3 separate regions of the Homo sapiens genome follow, and regions 1 and 3 are each linked to region 2. The links are chromatin loops, found by intact Hi-C in ENCODE. Cell type or tissue: A673. All regions are shown on one strand.

Region 1 (8,000 bases), 700 kb after region 2:
GGAGGGAGGGAGGGAGGGAGGGAAGGAAGAAAGGAAGGAAGGATGGAAGGAAGGAAGGAAGGAAGGAGGGAAGGAAGGAAGGGAGGGAGGGACGGAGGGAGGGAGGGAAGGAAAGGCAGGCAGGCCATGGTCTACACTTGCTGATGTTCTTATTGTTGTTCAAAGGAGGTTCCCTGGGTGGGGCCTGAGAGGAAAAACAGGAAACAGAAAGGTAAATCATCCTTCGTTTGGAAAGTCCTTCCTGGAGATTTGTAAGATCAGAGGTCCTGGAAATGTGGCAGATGACTGACTCAGGAGAGAGAATGGTCCGAGTGAAGGGAGGATTGTGTAGGTAGTGGTGTGGAAGGACAGGGCAGGTTAAGAAAATAGTTAGTCATTTTGTGTTCATCTTTAAGTTGTTCCCTGTGGGGTACTCTCTGTTGTGTTTGCTTGTGGTGCTTCGGAGGAATGGAGAAAGAGAATGATATCTTGTGTGAGCGAAAGCTGTGGCCCCTCAAGAGCAGGACCCACATCTGCTTTGACCACCTTCACATCCCAGTGCTGAGAACAACGCTGGGCACATGCTGGGGCTTCAATATGGAAGAAAGAGCAAAAAGAGGGTTTGTGAGAACATTTCATATGTGGGAGTATTCATTAGTGTATCCATTGTGAAAACTAATCTGGTCATGTCTATTAAATAAAATCATGTGCCCTAAGATCCAGCAATATCATTTCTGAGAAACTATAGGCCAGAAATAAAATTACCGGTATGAAAGAATTTGTATACAGAAATGCTAATAGCAGCATTGTTGGAGGGTGGTCAAGAAATAAGGACAGTCTAAATGTCTATCAAAGACATTTGATAGATAAGCAGACAGGTTCTAAAGCTCAGGCTCTGGAACCTGTCTGCTTGGATTTAATCTGGGTCCCACCACTTACTAACTACAGTATGTGACGTGGGTAGGTTATTTAGACTACCAGCGATTCAGTTTGCTCATCTGCGTATTGATGATGACAATAATATCTACTTCATATGTTTATGATAAAAAGTAAAGGAAATCATTCAGGTAGGGTGCTTAGAACAATGTCTTGCTCTCGATAAATATTCTCATTAGTGGGGGCGTGCATGGGACAAAGAAAAGCGAAGCCGGAGCTGCCAGCGCTTTGTCTACCTGCGGTGTCTCAGATTCATTCTTAAGGAACTGAGAATTTAATCTTCCAAAATGCCAAAAAGACCATCTTATGCCCCATCTCCCACCCCAGCTTCTGCAACACAGATGCCCAGCACACCAGCGTTTGCAGGATACAATCCATACTGTCATCTTGCCTACAGCAACTACAGGCTGGGAGGGAACCCAGCCACCAACAGCCGGGTCAGGGGGTCCTCCAGTATTACGATTCCAAAACCCCCAAAGCCACCAGATAAGCCGCTGATGCCCTACATGAGGTACAGCAGAAAGGTCTGGGACCAAGTAAAGGCTTCCAACCCTGACGTAAAGTTGTGGGAAATTGGCAAGATTATTGCTGGCATGTGGCAAGATCTTGCTGATGAAGAGAAACAATATTTAAACGAATATGAAGTAGAAAAGATAGAGTACAATGAATCTATGAACGCCCATCATAATTCCCCCGTGTACCTCGCTTACATAAATGCAAAAAGTCTTGCAGAAGCTGCTTTAGAGGAAGACAGTCAACCCAAACAGTCTCACATGGAGAAAGGAGAACCTTACACGAGCCTTCTCTGCTGAAGATCAGTTGATTATGATGATGGCTTTTCAATGAAGATACAGCCACCGTCCGTTTCCAGAGAAACCGCCGCCTCATCAGTGAAATCCTTAGTGAGAGTGTGGTACCAGAGGTTCAGTCAGTTGTCACAACAACTAGAATGCAGGTCCCCAAACAACAGGTCCAGTCCTTAATGGTTCATCAGCGAAAACTAGAAGCTGAACTTCTTCCAAAAGAGGATCGACACCAGGAGAAGGCGAAATTCCTGGAAAGCACAGATTCATTTAACAATGAACTTAAAAGGTTGTGTGGTCTGAAGATAGAAATGGATCTGGAGAAAATTGTAGCTGAGATGGCACAGGCAGAGGAACAGACCCACAAAAGGCAGGAGGAAAGGGAGAAGGAGGCAGCAGAGCAAGTTTAGTGCAGTGAGAGCAGCATCATTCCTGAGGAAGAGCCAGTGGCCAACAAAGGCGAGGAAAAAAAAGACAATGAGAACATTCCAATAGAGACAGAGGAGACACGCCTTGAAGAAACAACAGAGCCAACAGAACGGTGAAGAAGGCAAATCTACTGAGGACAAGGAGAGTGGGCAGGAGAGGGTCGACAGTATGGCAGAGGAAGGAACCAGTGACAGTAACATTGGCTCAGAGAGAAATGGTGCAACAGTGGAGGGGCCACCAAGAGATCCCATACTAGAAGATGAGAAAAAAGAGTAAATGCTGCCTTGTTTTATGTGTTCTAAATACTTTTTTAAGTGAAAAAATGGTTTTTAGTTTCAATGGTAAAAGAAATTCTCCTTACTATCATGTATTATTATTATTTGCTCATAAGAAAGAACACAGAGAAAAGTGTAAAAATGTATTCACCACACTATAAGCCTTGGTGATGGGACTAGAGAGAGAGAAGTTATTAACTTTATATATACACCATGCTCTACTGTTTAATTTATTCTAAGACACATGTGTTAACATAGTAATTTGAAAATCAAATCCAATACAATATTTTAAAAGAGTAAAAACAAAATAGAAAAAATGATGAGGTAGACCAGCCCTACAATATCTTAAGGTGTTTTGAAGAAACAGGTGGCTCTAGTAGTTAAATAAATTCCAGTGGGATAGAATGGAAAGGTCTGAAATAGGCTCCAGTGGATATAAGGCTTTATTATAGGCTAAGGTAATATCTCTAATCTTTACAGAAAGGTGGGATTATTAAAAATGGTACAGAAACAGTTAGCTCTTTGGAAAAAAAAATGTCGATTTTCTCCCCAGTACCTTAAACTGAAATAAAAAACAGATGCATCAAAAAGTTAAGTACTTAAAAAACAAAGGAAAGGCAGAAGAATATTTTTCTGATTTTGAGGTAAAGAGAGCCCTTTTAAGAATGCAAAGAAACAAATCTTAAGGAATAAAATAGAAATGGCTATATAAACATTTAAAACTTCTGTATAACTTCCTTATCCAAGTTTTAAAAAACTATGAATTAAAAGACAAATGTAAACCTGAAATAATACTCATAATGTACTGACCATAAAGATAATTTATAAATAATATGACAATGATGAACACCCCAGTATAAAGAGAATGGGCAAAAGAAGTGAGAAGACAATTTGCAAAAGCAGTACAGATGAACATGCAAAAAACCATTCAGTGTTTTTTAATAACCAAACCGAAATTCAAACAAGAAATACCATTTTTACTTATAAAATTTATCCCTTTTAAAGGTTAACGTCTAGAAGACTGCTTTAATTCGTAAAGTGTCAAATGCCTCCATCCTGGTAGCAGCCATCGCCACCTGTTGGTGGCACTCAGAGGTGACTCGGGTTTGCTCTGAGTTACAGCTTTGCCTTTCGGAGAAAGCTTCTAAATCAAAAGTTAGAAACTTCTGTATCTCTATGGTGTGGTATGTGGGGAAATGGCTTTTTCAGTCTATGCTGCCACAGGGATAAAACAGTACATCTACAGAGAGCATTTAGCAATATAAAAATCATTTTATCTGTTAATAAATTATGATTTAATGAGTTTGCATGAAACTATAAGAAAATAATCTCACACAAGAGAAAGAAACCATCTACTATCAACAGCAGATCTGTTAAATAAATTAATTTAATTTAATGAATTTAATAAAACTGATATATAAAAACATGAAAAATATTTACTACATCAAGCTAAGCTGTGGGGAGGGGAAGGAAATGGCAAAGTTCTATGTAGATTTAAGTCAATTTTCTTATTTTATGTCTGAAATTATACATGGAAAATGCTGAAAGTGATTATCTCTGGGATGTAGAATTAGAAATGTTTTAATTTTCTCTTTTCCTCTGGGCATGTGTGTGTTTTATTTTTTATATTTTCTACAATAAATACAGACTACTTTTGCAACTAGAAAAGAAAATTCTGTAGAAAATGATGGCAGTCAGGGGCAGGGAAGAAAAGCAGTCTATAGATTTCCTAAGTTCTTTTAGTCGCTGTAATAGGTGAAAGTGACAAAATGAAATTTCTGAGTGTCAGAAGCTGGACCATAGCCGATCATCACTTACTGTAGCTGCCCTGGTGTCCCTGTCAGCCCTATGGCTGTCATTTCTCTTCTGCCCCAGACGGGGCCCATTTTCTTTCCAATCCAATTTTACGGAAACCTCCAGCATCTAAAGTCTGTGTTCCTTGTCTATCTGCCTCTGTGGGACAACAAACCCCCATTCCTGCCAGCCTTTAATTCCCATTTCAGAACCTGATTCCTCTAAAAGGTTTTCCCAAGTTTGACTGCTATTCTCTGCTATCTCACCAGCACAATCTGTGATCTTGTGTAAATTAACCTCTCTGTGAATCAATTTCCCCACAAAGTGGGAATAATAAAAGTACCTACATCATAGGGTTGTTGTGATAATTAAATGAATTACTATTTGTAAAATGCTTACAATAATGCCTGCTAAATAGGTAAACCACAATAAATGCTGGCTACAATTTAGCAATTGTTCTTTTATTATTTTTCCAGATTCCATTTCATAGCACTGTACTTCTATAAAATATTAATAGGTATACTATTACATTAAAAGAAAAACTAAAGAAAGTGAGAGAAAGGCCATCCTAAACAAAATTAGTAGGGTTCTTTACTGCAAAATTAATAGGATTTATACTAAATCTGAATGAGTGAGATAACTGTGGAGGGTTTTCCAAAGTTCTGTTTTTTAGAAGTCCCTAGACCCCTTTTCTTAAATTATCTTAATGAATGGTTGAATTTCACTCTTGGGAAGGCTGTATTTGTTTGTTTGTTTATCATTTATCAAACATTTGTCTTTCTACTCCTCTTCACTTCTGCTCAGTTCAAGGCCTGCTTGCTTTTACTTTTTTTTTTTTTTTTTACTTTTAAATCGATTCGTTAGTTATTTTGAAAGCACTCTGAGATAAGAACTATATGAATGTAAGGGGATGGCTTGTTTCTAAACGAATTGCATTCCTGAGGCACAAAAACCTTCTTGCCAAGCTCATGAGAGTTTGAAATAAATTTTTATTGAAGGAAGAATGAGCAGATGAATGCAAGAAAAACTACCTCACAGTCTAAAATAACGAATTCACCAATTGTTTTAGAAAGCTTATTAAAGCAGAGGTTCTTAGAAGGGAGACTTCATTCTAACATGAAATGTGTGTGTTGCATATATAATTTATACTATGTCGCTGTTGTTGATGTGTTTTTAGAAGTATAACTCAAGAAAGCCTTGCAAATAGCTCAAAAATACCCAGCACATTTGTGTCATAACGAGTACCTCAAAGCCCATATGAGTGCAAACACAAGGGCTGACTCAGGCAGTGATCTTGGCTGTCTGCTCTGTTTGGGCTCTTGGCATATTGCGATCAATGACATGGAATCTTCTACTGATTCACAGTTGTTTGAGTGGGACACATGCAGGTGGTCTGGGCTTGTAAGCTTGGAGGCTCACCGGGTCCTCAGTATACAATCTCCACTCTTGTTCCACCCCTAGGTAGGCTTTTTGGTACCTGACCCTTGGTCACCCAAACAATGTGTTTAGACCCAGAAAAGGAGTTTTATCTAAATTACAGGATGCCTGGGGCTGCCTGCCCTTTGCAGATGATGGATGTAGATTAGCTGATCTAAACAATTAGTTAAGGAACAATCTGATCCCTAGTGACAATTAGGATGTTTAAGGCATCCTGCTGACAGCTGTGGTGACAGCGGACAGTAAAACTACCCTTCACTGAAATCAAGAAACTGGGTCCTTATGATTTACAGGCAGTCCCCTCCCCCTCTTCCCCATATGGGCTTTTAAAGGACTTAAAAATGACTGAAAGGAGCTGCTGCTATGTAGTGGAAAATGAAGAAATGGCAACCTATAATTCTAGCTGAATCATTTCTCAGATCTAGCTCTTCAGAGGACTAAATGGGGAAAACAAAGAAAACTGATAGGGTCCACTTCCCCTGAAATAAGTTGATTTTAAAATGTAAGTCAAGATATTTTCAGAGACAGCACATATGGGGATCCCCTTGCCTTTTAGTTTTCCCATGCATGAAAGCGTTCTGCAGTTTAAAGAGCGATACGTTCTTACCCTTTACTAAATAAGTTTAGGATAACAGAGTTTAGAGCAAATACTTTATTCAGGGAATCTCGAAATCCTAAAATGCCAACAGAGTACTATTGTTTTGCTACCACTCAAAAAGGAAACATTTTAAACATAAATGCTCTGAAGAAAGAATTAATTTTTTGAATTTAAAATATTTTGTATATTTACATAGGATCGGTTCCCAATTCCTCTATCAATTGAATAAGCCTGTGAATGTGCTCCAAGCTGGCTCCTTCCCTAAAGAAAAGAACACATTTCTCCAGAGAGGATTTTGAGGAATGTGTCCAAATCCTAAATCCCTTCTTCCCCAAGAGAAAAAAAAAAATGGGAGAGAATCAGGACATGGATTTCTATTTCAACTCTTCTTTCTTAGATCTTTGAATTATGGGATATTAAAAATAAACCTAGAGGATATTGCAATGAATTTTTGGAGCAGCTGGAAAAGAAACCATAAAACGAGTGATTACAATCAGCAAAGTGTGATAACAGCTGAACGCATTAGACCCATCCTTAAAAAGCCAGACCCCACCCCCTCCCCTCTTGAGCCTGTTCGATAGAGAAGGGGATGTCACACAATACAATCCAAACACATACTCTGTCCATATTGGGTTAAGAAAATATAGTGCTGGTCATTGTCCCCAAATGACAGACATCCACAGATGGAAAGCAGGAGAATCTGACTTCCACGGTGCTTCTCATTCCACCAGACAGATTCTGTTTGGAAAACACCCACCTGCACTAGGATCTGGCCTGAGTACTATTAAAAAAAAAAAAAAAAAAATTCTTCATCATGGTCACTGCCTTGTAGAAGGAAGCTTAACTTCTCTTTGTACGTCTTCCTTTGGTAAAGATAGTGAAAGGAAAGCCCTAAAGGCATGTAACCTTTTCTTGCCTTCATTGTTTAAGTAGGGAGGGTTCCCCCTTAAAGGAGTCTTGTTCTTTCTAATGCAGAACACAAAAATTGTCCTATTGAAGGAATGCCTGTTTGATGTGTGAGTATAACATTTCACTTTTCCAAGTTGTTATCTGAATGCATTCAAAAATTATTTAAGCAACAATGGAGGGAAAAAAGGTGAAATTTGGTTCAAGGAAAATAGAATTTTGAAATATCTGCCTTAAACTGTATGTTTTTTTCTTGTCATAACAGCTTTGCATTGAAAATCCAGTTTCACACTGTGACAATTTTATTTTCTTACTTGCAAATTTTTAAAACTGGAAAATTTTTCTTCACTAGGAGGTTGCGACTATGACGTGTAAACAGACAGTCAAAGAAAAAGAGACTATGCTTGCATATCTATGAAAAAGATCATGCCCAAATATAGAAAGAGAATTTCAAAGCAGACACCATATGTTTAACTCTATCTTCAAACATAACCCTTTATATCTTCAGGTTTTCACCTATTATTTTGAGATTATACACATATGTCTTCTGTATTTAGCAGCCTTCACTTAGGGAACTCATTTTCAATGCACGACATTGAATACATAATTCTCTCAAAAAGAATGAAACTTTTAATTTTTAAAATTTTTATTAATTTAATTAAACTTATTTATTAATTTATGGAGTACATGTGATATTTGATACAAGGATACAATGTGAAATGATCAAATCTGGGTAACTGGGATATCTGCCACCTCAAACATTTATTCTTTCTTCATGAAGAGTAACGCTTTCTTAGGGTCAGGGGCATCAAAGTTTTTCCCAATATAGCTCTTGGTTTCCTT
Region 2 (8,000 bases):
TAATAATTCATTACCTCTTTTAATTCTCGCAATAAATATCTGACTTTTCTATTTTTATTTCCACCTAACAGGCTCAAAGGCATTGGGTAACTTACCCCAAGGTCAACAGCTGGTCACTTACCAAGGCTGAATTAGAACCAGGTCTGATACCAGCTTACAAGCTCTCAACCACTCAGCTAAAATGCTGTCTTGAAAATGACTCACGATAGTAGTCATTAAACACACACACACACACATACACATACACTCACACGTATTAGAAGCTGATAATGAAAATAAGATTGAAACGTATCTTTAAAGACAATACATATTGTGTAGAAAAAAATGCCACACTCGCTAAAGTGTTGTTTTTTCATTGGAATGTATGGATACAGGGTTAACTTTAGTAATTTGTATAATCTTGTTGGTAGAATGAAGACAACTCATCCTTCTAACTGAATTTCTCTGTTGCTAAAATTCACTTGAGCAACTCAGGTCACAGGGATTATTTAGCAGGGGATAAACTGAAACTCTTGCTTCTGCAACTTCTTTGATGGGAAGGCCATTTTCAAGCAGATGTTCTGGGAGGAGACAGGTGTGCAAAAGGTGAGTGGGGAGATGACAGTAACCCTTAGATTGTCATGGGTACAAAATGTCAGAAGAAGCAGTGCATATTATAGGGTAGCTGGGATCATTTTTTAAAAGGCAGGGGGATTTGAGTTACATACCAATGATCACTTTGAAAAGTCTGTCTTACTAAAACAGAGTTTTCAATAAAAAAATCAGAACACTGAAGGAGAGAGGCATGAGTATTCCACAACATTCTTAAATACACTGAATTTGCAGTATGTCTGTCTCTTCAGTAAGTATAAGAAGTGTTGGTCCATGCAGTCAATTGTGAGGAATTGTAGGCGGTCGACAGCACATAATATTTTGGGGTTCTGAGAGTCACAGAAGACATGGAACCCAAACAGGAGTCAGGACCTGGAACAAGTAGAGATGAGGCTACAGGGAAGCATGACAGTTGGTCCCTTCATTCCTCCTCAGTCTCCGACACAGCCTGGCTTTTGTGTCCAGGTGGATCAGAACCATGGACGATGGCAGCAAGGAACCTGTTCTAAGTCTCAGATTTGAATCCAGGGCTGAAAGGGTGAAACACTCTCGAAGAAGAACCACCCGGTGTCTTCAGGGAGCTCTGGCTGCTAGCAGGAGTCTGGTCTGGAACTCTGGAGCAGTGATTGCATATGCTGTCTTACAGAAGCTGCCTTCCCGCCATATCTTCTCCCCATAGTATATGCCCCAAGTGAGAGACAAGCCACAAATATTACGGATTCCTTAAGAACCATAATATTTGCCCCTCCTTTATGGTAATTCATTGAACATGTCATCAGTTTAGTTTAAATGTTAAAAATCTTAAAGTAATCTCTTTTCATTGTTTGCTCTGTATTAGTCAGGGTTCTCTAGAGGGACAGAACTAATGGAATATATATATATATATATACACACACACACGTATATATATGTATATATGTGTATATATATGTATATATATATGTGTGTGTATATATATGTATGTGTATATATATGAAGGGGAGTTTATTAAGTATTCACTCACATGATCACAAGGTCCTACAACAGGCCATCTGCACGCTGAGGAGCAAGGAGAGCCAGTCTGAGTTCCAAAACTGAAGAACTTGGAGTCTGATGTTCGAGGGCAGGAAGCATCCATCACAGGAGAAAGATGTAGGCTGGGAGGCTAGGCCAGTCTCTTTTTTCACATTTTTCTGCCTGCTTATATTCTAGTCTCTCTGGCAGCTGATTAGTCATGCCCACCAGGATTAAGGGTGGATCTGCCTTTCCCAGCCCATTGACTCAAATGTTAATCTCCTTTGGCAACACCCTCACAGACCCAGCCAGGATCAATACTTTGTATCCTTCCATTCCATCACGTTGACACTCAGTATTAACCATCACAATATCTAACTTTAGTATATCACATAGCTGACTATTTTATATGTATATATAATATAAACCTTCATACATATGTACATACATATGCATATAAATATGTAATCTCATGTAATCCCCATATAAACTTTTACTAAAATAGCACATGTATTTTATTATAAAGAAAGCTGGAACTCAAACTGACTCACCAGGCCAAGATTTTGGAGCTAGTGAGATGCACAGCAGATAATAACACAGGGCTCTAACTGTGAGTCTGGTGTCTTTTAAAATTCTGCCATGGTTTTTGCTCAACGTGAAGCTTGCTGGCTGCCATAGACATGATTGAGTCAGGACTTCCTGGGATATTTAGCCGTGGAGCAGAAGTCATCAGAATAGGAAAAAGTGACAGTGCTACAACAACACATGCAAAAAACATCCCCTACAACAATGACATCCTATTTCACTGTGCTTGACTTCATTTTTATAGGACCTAGGTTAGGCTTTTGTTGGCTGACCTTCCACAGTAGGGTTTAGTCAACCGTTCAGTAGCATATGAGACAGTGTAGTGTGGTAGAAAGAGTGGGGAGATTGCAGCCAAACTGACCTGGGTTTGAATCTTGGCTCTGGCATTTTTGTGTCTTTTGCAGGTTACTCTACTTCTTCGTGAATTTAACTTCCTAATCTGTAAAGCAGGAAAGACAACACCTTTCAGAGTCATGGTAAGGTGCTTGATATAGTGGCAGTTGATTAATTGATGCTAGTATTATAGTTACCAGTGGCGTACGTGGGCCAAGAAGTGGAGGGTGGGACCTGCAGAGCCATTGCAGAAGGGTCTCAATGGCAGCTTAGTTTCGAGGTCCTGAGTGATCTTCTGTTTCTCCTCAGCTGGGAAGCCTCTGGCTCTCCCTGCCTCCCTCTCCACCTTGCTGTAATTGTGTTATGAGGAAGAAGTGATAGCTGTGAGACTCTGAAGAGGGTTTCAGAGTTTGCCTACTGCTCGCAGGTTCCTGGTGGTTGCCTCTAAAACTGAGTTATCTAAAATAGGTACTTCCACTGCATGGATATTCAGAGTTTCCACAGCTGTCCTGGGAAGATTTTGGCAGTGGCTCATCTGCACCACAGTCCAGTGTCCCTCCAGTAGAAGCGGGATTTCCAGTCATCCGATCACTTCTCGGACTCCCCCTGGGGAACCAGCAGTGACAATGTCCTGGTGCACTGTGGCCGGTAGACAGCAGAGGGCACCTCTTGCCTGCAATGGAATGCAAACAGACCCTGAGAGCCAGAGATGTGAAAGACGCCAGCCCCATGGTGGCCACACTGACTGCTGCTCCCCGGTTTCTCTCACTCTATACCACTGCATTGGTTCTACCAGCATTTGTTCTCTACTCCCCCACATTCAACCCCACCCTCTGCTTGGGACAGCCTGTTGGTCTTTCATGACTTTTGAGTGAAGAGGGAGCTTTGGACTCGGAGGGGGTTGATTCTCCTGCAAGCTGGGGACTGCCGGCAGTAACTCCTCCAGGCCTTTGTTGAGAGAGGCCTTCCGATCGCGTGTGGAACTTTGTTTTATTAAATCTGATGAGTTCTATATTTTTGCCACATGTCACAGATCACCCACGTTGACTGAGCCCTGCCAGAGCTGAGCTGCTGTTACCCTGAAATGAAACCAGATTTTTTAAGTGGGTGGGGGTAATTCCAGTTTGGTGCAATAAATTATATGGTTCTGCTTGATTTGTTTTGCTCTGGGCTGGGAGAACTCACCATGGAATGTATCTGGAGATGTGTGCGTATGGGGAGGGGGAGCCAGCAGGAGCAAGGCATGGGGAGGAAGGAAGAGGGAATTACAATGTGCTATAGTGAACCAGTTGAAGAGTAGATACAAACATAGCCTCTGTCTCTTCCTTTCTGCCCTCCTCCCCAAGTCAGCCTGTTATTTCTATTTTTTTTTTTTTTTTTATCATTTCAAAACTTGGGGCTGTTCTTCTAAAATCCCAGGAAGAAATTTGGGGACTCAAGTTCCCCATGAAGGGTAAAGAATTTCTTGTAATCCTATCTACTTCTTTATCACAGAAGAAAACTCTGGGAACTTAGAATACTAAGAAATATGACTTGTAGAAATTCACTTTTCTGCTGTGAGTCTGTTAATACTGAAGGAGAATGCTGGAGGATGGCGATTATCATTCGTTCATGGCAATAATTTAAATATGGTTGGGTTTCTGGGAAGATGAGCCTGGAACCACATAGATAAGGAAATAAGATTTGAGCTTAATTGTTTTCTTAATCAATGGGGCGGGGTTTAGAATCATCTGGACCTGACAGGCAGGGAACTAGTATATAAAACATATTATAGTAGAGTCAGAGAGGACTAAAGTTGGAAAATCTGTGTTCAAATCCTTACTCTGCCTCAAATTCCTAATCTCTCTGAGACTTGCTTTTTTAATCAGTAAAAATGAGGATAAAATCAACCTCATAGGACTGTTATGAAGATTAGATGAGAAAATGTGGGTAAATTCTTCTGTGACATCAAAAGAGCTCAATAAACATTTATTTTTTACTTTTAAAACAGTTCTGTGTGCATGAGGGCAGACTCGGCTGTTGTCAAGGAAAGAAATCCATTTGTCTTCTGGGACTTCTCTTTGATGGGGCAGTGAGATCGCGATGGTGCAACTTTCCTGGTCTCACAGCTGGAGTAGAAAAGCCTACAGCTTTAAGAAGGACTTCTGTAGAGAAACTAGGAATCATATTTTGAAGACACACTGCATTTATAAAAAGTGCCCTTCATTTACTTCCAAAACAAATAGGTTTAAATAAGCCCAAGTTTTTATTCCTTATTTAGGATTACTTTGCATGTAATTCCAGGTTTGGAATCTTACAAATAAAGTTTTAGAAAATTTCAGTGAGCTTCAAAAAGCATCAGAAAAATTTCTAAGCAAAAAGAACACACTCCTCCAAGTTCAGAGAACTCTCAATTGTAGAAATTTGCTTCAAAAAAATCATACAACTGAAAAATTTTAGCTCACCAGAGGGATGAAATTTTTTTTTTTCACAGTGACATTTATTTGCACTCATACCAGCATGGGACTGAGTTGAGTTGCAGATGATTTCATCAGAATGACAGGAGGAAACCTTGGGCTTTCTTCTCCACTATAATATGATTCATTGAAAGCCAGGATTTTGTTGAGAATCATTGCTATATAAATACAATAAACTGACTCTCCTCACTAACTTGTTTTGTATTAGAGGATAAGTTCTCTGCTCTCTGGGTGGCATCTATCTATTATGAAAACACCTATCTTGGGCTAAAAAAATTCTCAACATTTCTGCTTCTTATAACCTTGTAGAAAAAATGCTTGAGCAAAGTTTTTAAAAAGCCACTTGAGGAAAAGATTTATAATACCTTGGCAATTGAGTCATGAGCTGAGAGGGCTTGCACATGACTGTGTGAGGCTGCCCTGTTGGAGAAGCATCCCTTTTGCTTATTCCCCATTGCCCTTCTTACCCACACCTCCCAGTTTTGTCCATCCTCCCTAAATCCTTTGGTCTTCCTAACCCAGGCACCAGCAAGCACTGTTTCTTCATGTCCTCTCCCTGGGCATGAGCTTTCTCCATCTAACAATCTTCCCAAGTCACATTACTATAGAAAATTAGCTAACAATAGTGTTGACACCTGTTTCTCTCAGCTCTATCTTCCGATTTCCCTGACTATACAAATATTCACTTTTCCTACTGAAACTTTCACAGTAATATTTTCTCTCCTGTTACACCTGCCAAAATGTAAACCTTATTAAAGGCACTTATTAATTTAAAATCTCTTTAGTGATAGCCTTAATCACATGGAATTTGCTAAATCCTTCTGGAGTACTTTACTATAGAATGTCATGTATATTTCTACTTGAATTTCCCAAAGCTGCACTATTAGTAGTACAAACATTGATGATTTATGATTTTGCAGAAAATAAATTGCTGTTAAAAATAAATAATTGTTTTCAAAATGAGAAAGCAAATTAGGCAAGTTTTGAAGACAACTGGAAGACTCTTATAGCCATCAAAATGAACTTGGATCTTTTAATAGCTCACTGCTTGTTTGCATCGTGACAGGATTTATATTATTCAATTCCTTCAACACTACTTTTCTTTCACACTCTTCTATTTTCTGCATCATTGTAAGTCAGTATTTATTGAGTCTCCTTCCTGTGCCCAAGGACAGTGTATATTCTATTGGGCAGAACTTGAAAGAGGCGAGAAGAAGGATGGGACATCATTAGCTCTGACCACATCCCTGCTCTGGTTTTGAGAATTATTAGCTTTTTTTCTAAGTGAATCAGCATTGAAGGTAAAAAGGGAGATCAGGGTGGTATGTTTCAGAGAGGTTAGCATCTTTTTTGACAGAATTTAAGATATAAAGTATAATGATATTCTAACTATATTTTTGTCTTTCACATATAATTTTGGGCAGTGAGTAATTATTTTCCATCAAAGAACTTTCCTCCTGACTCTTACTTATTCCCCCTCATTCATTCAATATATACTTGTTGAACATCTTAATGATCACAGCATTGGTTTAACTATAGGAGAAAGCAAAGCCATAGAAAATACTCTTTCCCCCATAATTTGTTCACAGTTGCAACCAGGATGAAAAGTATAGAGTGGAATATATTAGGTAATAATGAAGCAATAAAAAATTGAGACATTAAATACAATAAAGGCAACATCAGTGCATTTTCAAGGAGCCTAGAGGGACAAGAGAGCACAAATGTGGAGATGGCAATTTGGTTGGGGAAGGAAAAGAGTTTTACGTGTTGATTATGAACACACACACACACACACACACACACACACACACACATATTTCTTTCTCTTTTCTGCCCTGCCCTGAGTCTTGGAATGCTGACCTCCATGGACTTCTTCACCTAGCTTCCTTGCCATCTGGCTTCCTGTTGGTTCTACCAATGGTAGGTAAAAGCAGGTGAACGGAGAGGCTGGGATATTTCTTCTTCTGACCCCTCCCTTCTTGGCTTGGCCTTGGCAGCAGCTGCATTGTCCCCTATCTTTGACCAAAGCTCTTGTTGGACAGCCCCTCTTCCAGGTAACACTGTTCTCTCCCCTTGCTGTGCAGGTCAAAAGTGGCTAACAGGTTTCCCTTGTTGTGATTCACTAAATATAGACCATATCTCTGTAAATAATTTGTTAAGGCTTTTGATTTCATTGGTCGTGTCTTCTTCTGGAACTATGACTGACATAGCAGTCTTTCTAGGTGAAGAAAACAACATGCAGGGAGGCTAAAAGCAGGAATATGCTTGGGCAAATGCAGATGGATCAAATGGAATAGTTAAGTGAGAAAGTGTACTACATAAGTTAAGTTTGGAGAGAATGGTAGAGGTCAGGTGGAGAAAGACATCAAGTACCAAGATATTTGGAGTCCTTCTCTGAAAAGGGAAGTCATGGAAGGTTTTTGGTTAAAGAAGGCATATGAGAAAATAATGGTCGAATGTGGATTAGAATAGATAAAGGGGAGTGACAGCAAGATAATTTTTTTGGAAAGCTATGACAAAAATCTCAGAATTCTTATTGGGAAAGTGTCTTGGTCTGTCATGTAAGCAGCATGCTTGAGAATTTACTGCTCCAGCCTTGAGTCTTAAAGGATTGCAAATGTGGGTGTCAGTTGGAACTCCCAATATTCATGTAGATAGGAAATAACTGTTGGCTTATTTTGGGTGACTATGTGAGTTAGAGATCCCCTTAGCAGCTGGTAACACACCTTTGCACAGGAAAAGGACTAAACAAATGACAGAGGACTTTGCAGCAAGAAACATTTTAAAGAGAACATGTTTCCATCTTAGTTATATTTTGAATTAACGATCCAAATATTTCATTTCTTACAGATGTTGGAATAGCATCTGCATTTCCCAGATGGGTTTCTGATGGCTGCAGCTGTGCCCCTTCATTTAGGTGGAGTTCTGAGAATCCTGAAATTTGGACGATACCAGTGGTGAAGGCATAAGGTTGTTGGGCTTTCTGTGTGCATAGTTCTTTGGATAATATGGGATCCTTCAGGGCCAGGTCTCAATTTTCCT
Region 3 (8,000 bases), 110 kb after region 2:
GGACTGCTGTCTGACTTAAATGCAGCCCAAGCTCACAAGGACTCTCTCACCACTTGCAGTTGCAGCCAGGCAGGAGAGGCACCTTCCATCCTACTGCCAAACTAGTAGCTCCCACGGGTCACTCTGAGACCGCAGAGGCAGAGTGGAGTTTGTCTGCTAGGTGCTGAAATGCTCACATTGGCAGCTGGTGGGTAGGTAAAGGTCTTCCCTCTCTTTGCTTGCTTTCATGACATCAACCTCATGCTCACCTGTGGTTCATGAACTGAGGAAATTGTGTTGCCATGCTCTAGGTGGTAAAGGAAAGGATTGAGGATAATTAGTATGGGAAAAGGTAAAACTAGTCTAGAAAATTCTTCAAAAGTAAAAGCCAACTTGAGCCAGGAAACAGGACCTGAATGAGGACTATTTTACAAGAAGGTTTAACCAAAACAGGAACTTGATTCCAAGACAATTCTTGTGAAAGGGATTTATTAGGAAGTGTTCCTAGGGAAAGTCCATAGGGGGATAAAGGGGAAAGCATGATTAGGAAAGGAAGAAGGCAAACAAAGGTGCAGGATTAAGGACAGTCTCTTGGAGAGAAATTGTATCAGTTATATATTTCTGTGTAACAAACTGCCCAAGCATAGTGGCTTAAGACAACAATAAATATTTATTATGCCTCTGAGTATACGTGGATTAATATTTCATGAGTGGCTTGACTGGGTATATCTCCCTGGAGGTCTCTCAAGTTGTTGCACTTGAGATGTCAGCTGGGGCTGCAGTCATTTGAAGGCTTATCTGGGGCAGGAGGATCCACCTCCAAGGTCACTCACTCACATGGATGGTAAGTTAGTGCTGGCTGTTGTCAGAAGACCTCATTCCTCTCCACATGGACCTCTCCCAGGACTGCTTGAGTGTCCTCATGATGTGGCTGCTGTTTTCTCCAGAATGTGTAGTCCAAGAGAGAGTGCCAGACAGAACCCATTCTTTATATGACCTAGCCTTGAAAGTCACATAGCATTGCTCCTCATCTTCTATTCTTTAAAAGTGAATCACCAAGTCTGGCCTACATATAAGGAGAAGAAAAATTAGCTTCCACCTTTTTAAGGGAGGAGCATCAAATAATTTGTGGACATATTTTAAAACCACTACAGTAAATTTTGCTCAGTCCTGCACGGAAGCTCTACAGACAACACAGTTTACCACTCAGAGTAGTTTCCATCAAGGGCAAGGGAGCTGGGGTATTTATACTTCACACCTGTTTGTCATTGATTAAGGATGTCTGCAGTGGAAGAGGCATAAATTCACATGCTCCCTGCCTTTCCAACCAAGTGGAAGCCTGAGAGCAGCCCTTCAACAAGTGACACAGTTGTTAGCTAATGAGAGTAATCACAAATTGGAAGGTGCTGAGAGAACAAACACACACACACAACATGCACACACACACTGCAGAGGGATCTGAGGAGACAAGAGGCAGAGCACTGACAGAGTCTGCTACAACCAAACAGCTGAGTATCTAATTCAGCATAATAAACAGAATCTTATTCGCTGAGTGGTTTCTCTATTGTTCATTTATTCTATTGTATTATTTTCAAGGAGTAATTCAGTAATGTGGCTCCTTGGCCTCCAGTTGAATGGTGTTTAGTGGAGAGGCTGTGCTTGAAGTTCTCCAAACTCCTTTAAAGGGATCATCAGGTTTCAGGGATTCTGCTCTACATTCTCCTTCATGTGCAATTTCATCTCTAAGCAGAATTCACTGTTGTCTCAGAGAGCCTGGGAGCAGATGTCTGAAAAATATATAATGAAATCAAATAACAAAATGGAACTAGGCAGATGCTTCCCTGGAAGAGCAGGGGAAGGAGATGGCTGGCCACCAAGGGTTACTAATAACACTTTTTACTTTGATGGTGTCTTGCATCTGGGCCTCGAAGAGCTGCATGGCCATTTAAATAATACAGTGAGTTATTTCCTTGGATAAAATCTTTAAATCCAATAGGTCTTTTGAAAATTTGGTGCTTTGAATGCTTTACTCTTTTTGGATTGTTCTCAAGGGAAAAATGATTTTGATTTATAAATTGTATGAAGGTTTTAAAAGTCAGTTATTTCTTAAAACAATAGATAGTGCTCTGTGTTTGCACTACTATGTGGAATTTATACTTTTTTTCATTTTCTGCTTCAAAGCTGTCTTCATGAAATTATTTCAGTAAGTGATAGGACATTTCTGTTCAGTAGAGAAGGCATATCTACAGATCCTGCCCAAATTTCTAATAACCATTGGTTTTAGCCGTTTAACTATCTGCCAGTTCTTTTTCATGAAACACCAAATGACCAATTGCAGAGGACTGTTTTGGTTTTTCTCTGCTGTGACGGAAAAGGGTCATAGAAATGTGGTGGCCCTGGCAACAAGGAGCACAGGGCACTTTTAAACTGATATTTGGCTGCGAATAGCTAAGGACTGAGTGTTTGAGCCGATATGACTTTGAGATACTTCTCCAGAGAAGTGAAGCATAGGAGAGAGACTCCACCTTCACGTGAAGCCAGAACCCAGTCTCCCACCCAAGGTGATTGATGTCTGCTCGCACCAGCCATGCCTCCACCGACGCTGACCTCCTGTCATGGTTTGGCTGCCTGTAAAGAAACAGGAGAAACAATGGAGAAGAGACTTGGGCTGCATCTCATTAACTTGTCACATCTCTTCCTGAGCAGTGAACCTCCAGAATGTGTTTTGCCTACCCTGTGGTCACTGATTGTTTCATCACTGAGTCCTGAACCAAAAAGGGCAGCAGGATAACACAGCCCAGATCCAGAAAAAAAAAAAAAAAAAAAAAAAAAGAGTTCTGATGCCAGGACTGAAACCACAGCAAAGGCTGTGTCCCCAAGAGACCAGAGATTCACCTGCTGTCCTCTGCAGTCGCCTGCCTTGCTTTTCTCCAACTCAGCATGAGGAGTGTTGCTCTGCCTTACAGGCCTACAGAGTGGCCTCACAAGGAATGTGTTTGCAGCTGTCAGGAAGCTGGTCGCGGCTGCATTACAGGTACTCTACACTGGACAGTCTTTTCTGGCTCATGTTTGCTGTTTCTTTTTCTTTTTTTAAAATTGGGAAGCAGGAAGTTTTCCTTTCCTCACAGTCCCCAAGCAGTCAGAATTACCAACTCTGTCCACCAGGCGGAAGCACGGACAGCACAGCCGCCGGGCTCTTCAGCAAGCTGCCTGGAGGAAACGCAACAGCGACTTTCAGGTCATTCCCCACCCCTTCAAGTATCCATTCTGTCTCTCCTTTTTCTTCGACAAAAGACGATTAAGAGGACGTGCTTTTGCAGATTGTTTCAGTAGTGGGCTGGCTTCCTCCCAAATGGTCACTTCTTTACACAAGAAATAAGATCTGTGGAATGCCAATTAATTTTTTTTTAAGTGAGAAGGTATTTTCCACTCAAGTTTTATTATGGGATAATGAAGGAATTTGTAATTCCATTTGTAATCATGCCACTTTCCTTGAGAAGTCCATAGACTTCTCAAGTTTTTCTCTTGAGGAGGAATATCTGCTCACCCCTTAATAATCCCTTTGATTTAGAGGGTTCATCCCTTTTCCTTGGTAAGTCCAGATCCATTGGGTTCCACAACATTTTGCCAAGCAGAATAGGGAGACGAAAGGAGGATGGATGACAGGGTCCTGGCCCTTGAAGGGTTGACTGTCTCCACAGGGAGTATTGAGGGATCAAAATAAATACAAAAGTTCATTTCGTTTATCTTGTGTAGCGTTCGTTCCAGTTTTCTGTCTCACTGCTTTGACATCCAGTTCCAGTGTGCTTCCAAGGAGCCGTGCGCATAATTTAATGTCAGCGAGTCAGATCTGCTGGGCAAGTTCTAAAAACCAAATGTAGTTGTTTCCTTCATTTATTCCTCGCAGCTGTGGTTCTCAGGTCCCTTTACTTTTCTCAATGTCTTCCACACTCCCAGCCCCTTGCCCTCCTGTTCAGCTGGGCAGTCGGGGCTGCCTGACCTCAGCTGTGTTCACCACCTTCCTTTCAACACTCACTTTGTCCTTAGCTTCCTACAATCATTGTCTGGAACCCTCCCCCACCCAGTGACCCAGTGACCTGAAACTGCCCTCACAGGAAAGATGTGGAAGTCCATCCTGAGCAAAGGCACTTGGCGCTCTCAGTTCTCACTCTACCCCTTGCCCTCATCCAGCCATCCAGAAATTGTCTCTTCCCATCTGGTTTCAGCAAATCTTCCATGAATTTTCCTGATTCTCCTCTTCTAGGTCTCTTTATGGTGCCCCGCTCTCATCGCTGAAAGGTAGACTCTTTCCAGTCTTAGAATCTCCCCCTGTGCCATCTCCCCTAGGACTCTGATCCACGTTCTATGATGCTTTTCATTCAGTCCATTTCAGCCTCCACCTTTTCAGCCCCATCCTAGCTGCCGAGATGCATTTCCATTTTAAATGTCTTCTGGGCATTTCCACATGACTGTCCCACATTCACTGTAAACCAGATACAAGTATATCTAACACCAAACTTGTTTCCTCCATGGGTCAGAAATAGTCAAAATTTCCTTGCTTGTACCTATTTTATTTTATTTTATTGTTATTATACTTTAAGTTTTAGGGTACATGTGCATAACGTGCAGGTTTGTTACATATGTATACATGTGCCATGTTGGTGTGCTGCACCCATTAACTCGTCATTTAGCATTAGGTATATCTCCTAATGCTATCCCTCGCCCCGCCCCCCACCCCATAACAGTCCCCGGTGTGTGCTTGTACCAATTTTAATATAATTTCTTTCATCAATTTGAAAACCGAGTGGTGTCTATGCCTTCTTAACCACACCCCCCTACCCACAAATACAATGGATTAACAATACCATTAACATCACCTTCCTAATCCGTCTTGGAATATGTCAGCTGTGGTATACTCGAAAGAGCCTCTCCCTTGAAATTGGGAGGATGAAGTTGGGACATCTTGCCAGTTATGAGAAATGGAGCAAGTAACTTTTGCAATTCTGTCCCAGTTTCATAGAACAATAAAATCATAGCTTCCAGAGATGCCTTGAAGATATGTTCATCTTTCTTCATTCATGAATAAAAAGAACGAGCCCACAAAGTAAGTTATCTGAAGTCTCTGAGCAGAGACTCAACACTAGATGTTAAACTACCAGCCAGTGATCTTTCTTCTGAACCAGTGGATCTTTAGGAAGTCCCCATTAAAACAGAAATATGGCTTAAGAAGGACCAACACAGGAAGTAATCACTGTTACCGAATACTGAGACCAGGTTTCTTCTACCTTCACCGCTTCCCCTTCCCCACAGAATGAAACAAAAGAAAGGCTTTTTTATATTTTTCTCAACTCATTTTAAGTTCTGGGGTACATGTGCAGGATGTGCAGGTTTGTTACATAGGTAAACGTGTGCCATGATGATTTGCTGCACAGATCATCCCATCACCTAAGCATTAAGCCCAGCATCCATTAGCTATTCTTCCTGATTCCCTCCCTCCCTTATCTGCCACCCACAACAGGCCCCAGTGTGTGTTGTTCCCCTCTCTATGTGCCCATGTATTCTCATTGTTCAGCTCCCACTTATAAGTGAGAACATACAGTGTTTGGTTTTCTGTTCCTGTGTTACTTTGCTGAGGATAATGCCCCACAGCTCCATCCATGTCTCTGCCAAGGACATAATCTCATTCCTTTTTGTGGCTGCATAGTATTCTATGGTGTATATGTACCACAGATAATTATATTATAAACATACTTGCACATGTATGTTCATTGCAGTACTATTCACAATAGCAAAGACATGGAATCAACCCAAATGTCCATCAGTGATAGACTGGATAAAGAAAGGAAGGCCAATTTTGAAGCAGTAAAGAAAAGCAGCAGAACCTAGGAAAGGCAGGCTGAGAGCCTGTGTTAGGATTATTGGCATCCTTTCAATCTTTTTTCCATAACAGAGTGCCTTGAATTTCCATTGGCAGAACATCACCTGCACCCCCACCACCATGGGTTGGGTAGACATAACCCAACCCTCACCCCCAGGGGCAAGCCTGATAAGCCTAATCCAATCTGCATATCTAATCCTCCAGGCCACTTATTGGCAGGTTGACTGGGGAGACACCTGATGTGGACAGTGTGTAAAGCAATGGGCTTTTCTCGGACTGCTGAGAACTGGATATGACCCTTGGAACTCCTGGTGTCCACCGTGTGCTCATGAAGGAAAATCTGCCCAACACTGAGCAAGTAGCAAGAAAGGAGGGCAGATAAGCAGAGGAGGAGAAATCACATCCTGATGAAATCATTTGAGTCCCTGGATGAATCCTGGCCTGAAACTAACCCTACCCTTAAAACAAACATTCTTAAAAAAGAAATAAAGTAAAGGTTTCCAGTACTTACAGCCTAAAGGTTTTTGGTTGATACAGTCTGGGAAGGGTAAGATGAAATATATATATGTCTCCTTTTATATATATATATGTATGTATTATATATTTGTATGTGTGTATATATATACACACATATATATAAAGAGAGAGTGAGAGACAGAGAGAGAGAGAGAGAAAGAGGCCCTAATCTTTTCCCACTGGTATGGTTTGGCTGCGCCCCCACCCAAATATCATCTTGAATTGCAGTTCCCATAATCCTCAAGTGTCGTGGGAGGGACCTCATTGGAGGTGATTAGATTATGGGGGTGGTTTCCCCCATGCTGCCGTTCTGGGTGATAGTGAGTAAGTTTTCACAAGATCTGATGGTTTTATAAGGGGCTTTTGCCTGCTTTGCTCTGCACTTCTCTCTCCTGTCGCCATGTGAAGGATGTGTTTGCTTCCCCTTCCACCGTGATTTTAAGTTTCCTGAAGCCACCCTAGCATGTGGAACTGTGAGTCAATTAAACCTCTTTCCTTTATAAATTACCCAGTCTTGGGAAATTCTTTATAGCAGCATGAGGACAAACTAATACATCCACCTAACTCAGCTGCTGGTCCATCTCCCTAGCCCAGGGTCTGGCCATGCTCCCGGACTGCTCTTAGAGATGAAATCCTTGAGAAGGAACTCCACCTGTCCTTGCAGTGACTGGGAAGAGAGAATGTAGTGTTCAGTTTGCCCATTTAGACATCTAGCAACCTATGATTCTCAAAGGACTTTATAGACTGTTGGAGAAAGCAGCTAGGGAAGAATGACAGTTAAATGGTGTAAATCATGGAAACATCACAGCTTGGCAATAAAAAAAAGGGCGGTTGTGCTCTGACCTGGGGTAATCAGGGAACCATTTTGGAGAAAGTGGGGTCAAAAGAAAGTTTTCCCACTGTGCAGAGAGGCATGTAAGGGAAGATGAGATAAATGAGATGAGGAATGAACTATGATACATAGACTCCACGTTTCAGAATTTAGAATGTATGCTTCATCTGAGACTAGAATGTTAAAATTTAAAAAACTTCCAAAACACATGCAAAAAGATAGCAAGGAGGGGATTGAGGCATGAGGTATGTCCTATCAGGGAGTTTCACCATTTGTGGCTTTTGGTGATGTAGGCAGATTTTTTGAGGGAGATATTAATGTAATAATTAATCTACTTTCTGTCTGATGGTCTTTCATAATAGCACTTTGAGAATGATACAGAAGTCTCCACTACATTTATAATATTCTGAAACTTGAACCACATACTGAATCAATTGCTGTGTGAAGTTGAGTGTGTACTCAGAGCAAGGGAGGGGCTGTTTGTGTCTCACTATGCTAATTTTGCTCTATAGAGGCTTCATCTCTTCCTTCTCTCTGGGATATAAAAAAAGTCTACCTTCTGCACATATAATTGTGCTTTGCATCCAACAGCCATTTGTTGTAGCCCTGTGATCGCCATTAGGGCTATTTGCCAGATATTTCTGGCTTCCAGGGACATGGGAGAATTACACTTTCTCTCTTCCTTTGAACCCAGGCATGGCCATGTGACCTGTTTTGGCTAATGAAATGCAAGTGGAAATAACGTAGTGAAAGCATTAAAATCCAGTATGCAGTTTGGATGCTTTTTTTTTTTTT

The links. A loop is a pair of places that touch in the nucleus more often than their neighbours do. Peaks named below come from ENCODE experiments on the same cell type or tissue, not always from the same donor. Only the 100,000 strongest peaks of a DNase experiment are listed, where the experiment ranks them.
Region 1: a loop joins it to region 2, with 9 times the contacts of the local background. A loop is called at or near these places in 19 of 110 quality-filtered maps.
Region 3: it touches region 2 in a loop (7-fold over the local background); 11 of 110 quality-filtered maps call a loop at or near these places.

Annotation. Positions count from the first base shown.
Region 1 is chr6:84,424,004-84,432,003 of GRCh38, reverse strand. All of the region lies in intron 4 of LINC01611 (long intergenic non-protein coding RNA 1611), which reads left to right. The region is part of intron 1 of LOC107986620 (a long non-coding RNA gene); the gene reads right to left. It also overlaps the pseudogene SMARCE1P2. Among named protein-coding and RNA genes, the nearest start is that of LINC01611, 47 kb to the left of the region's middle. RefSeq lists an enhancer at 6,883-7,448. In A673, a CTCF peak has its summit at 3,513 (motif pointing left); a DNase peak (open chromatin) is centred at 3,493; H3K27me3 peaks cover 963 bases.
Region 2 is chr6:85,122,263-85,130,262 of GRCh38, reverse strand. No RefSeq gene overlaps it. Among named protein-coding and RNA genes, the nearest start is that of LINC02535, 280 kb to the left of the region's middle. In A673, a CTCF peak has its summit at 3,154 (motif pointing right); a DNase peak (open chromatin) is centred at 3,192; H3K27ac peaks cover 2,128 bases.
Region 3 is chr6:85,010,745-85,018,744 of GRCh38, reverse strand. No RefSeq gene overlaps it. Among named protein-coding and RNA genes, the nearest start is that of TBX18, 250 kb to the right of the region's middle. In A673, CTCF peaks have their summits at 2,930 and 3,133 (motif pointing right); a DNase peak (open chromatin) is centred at 3,174.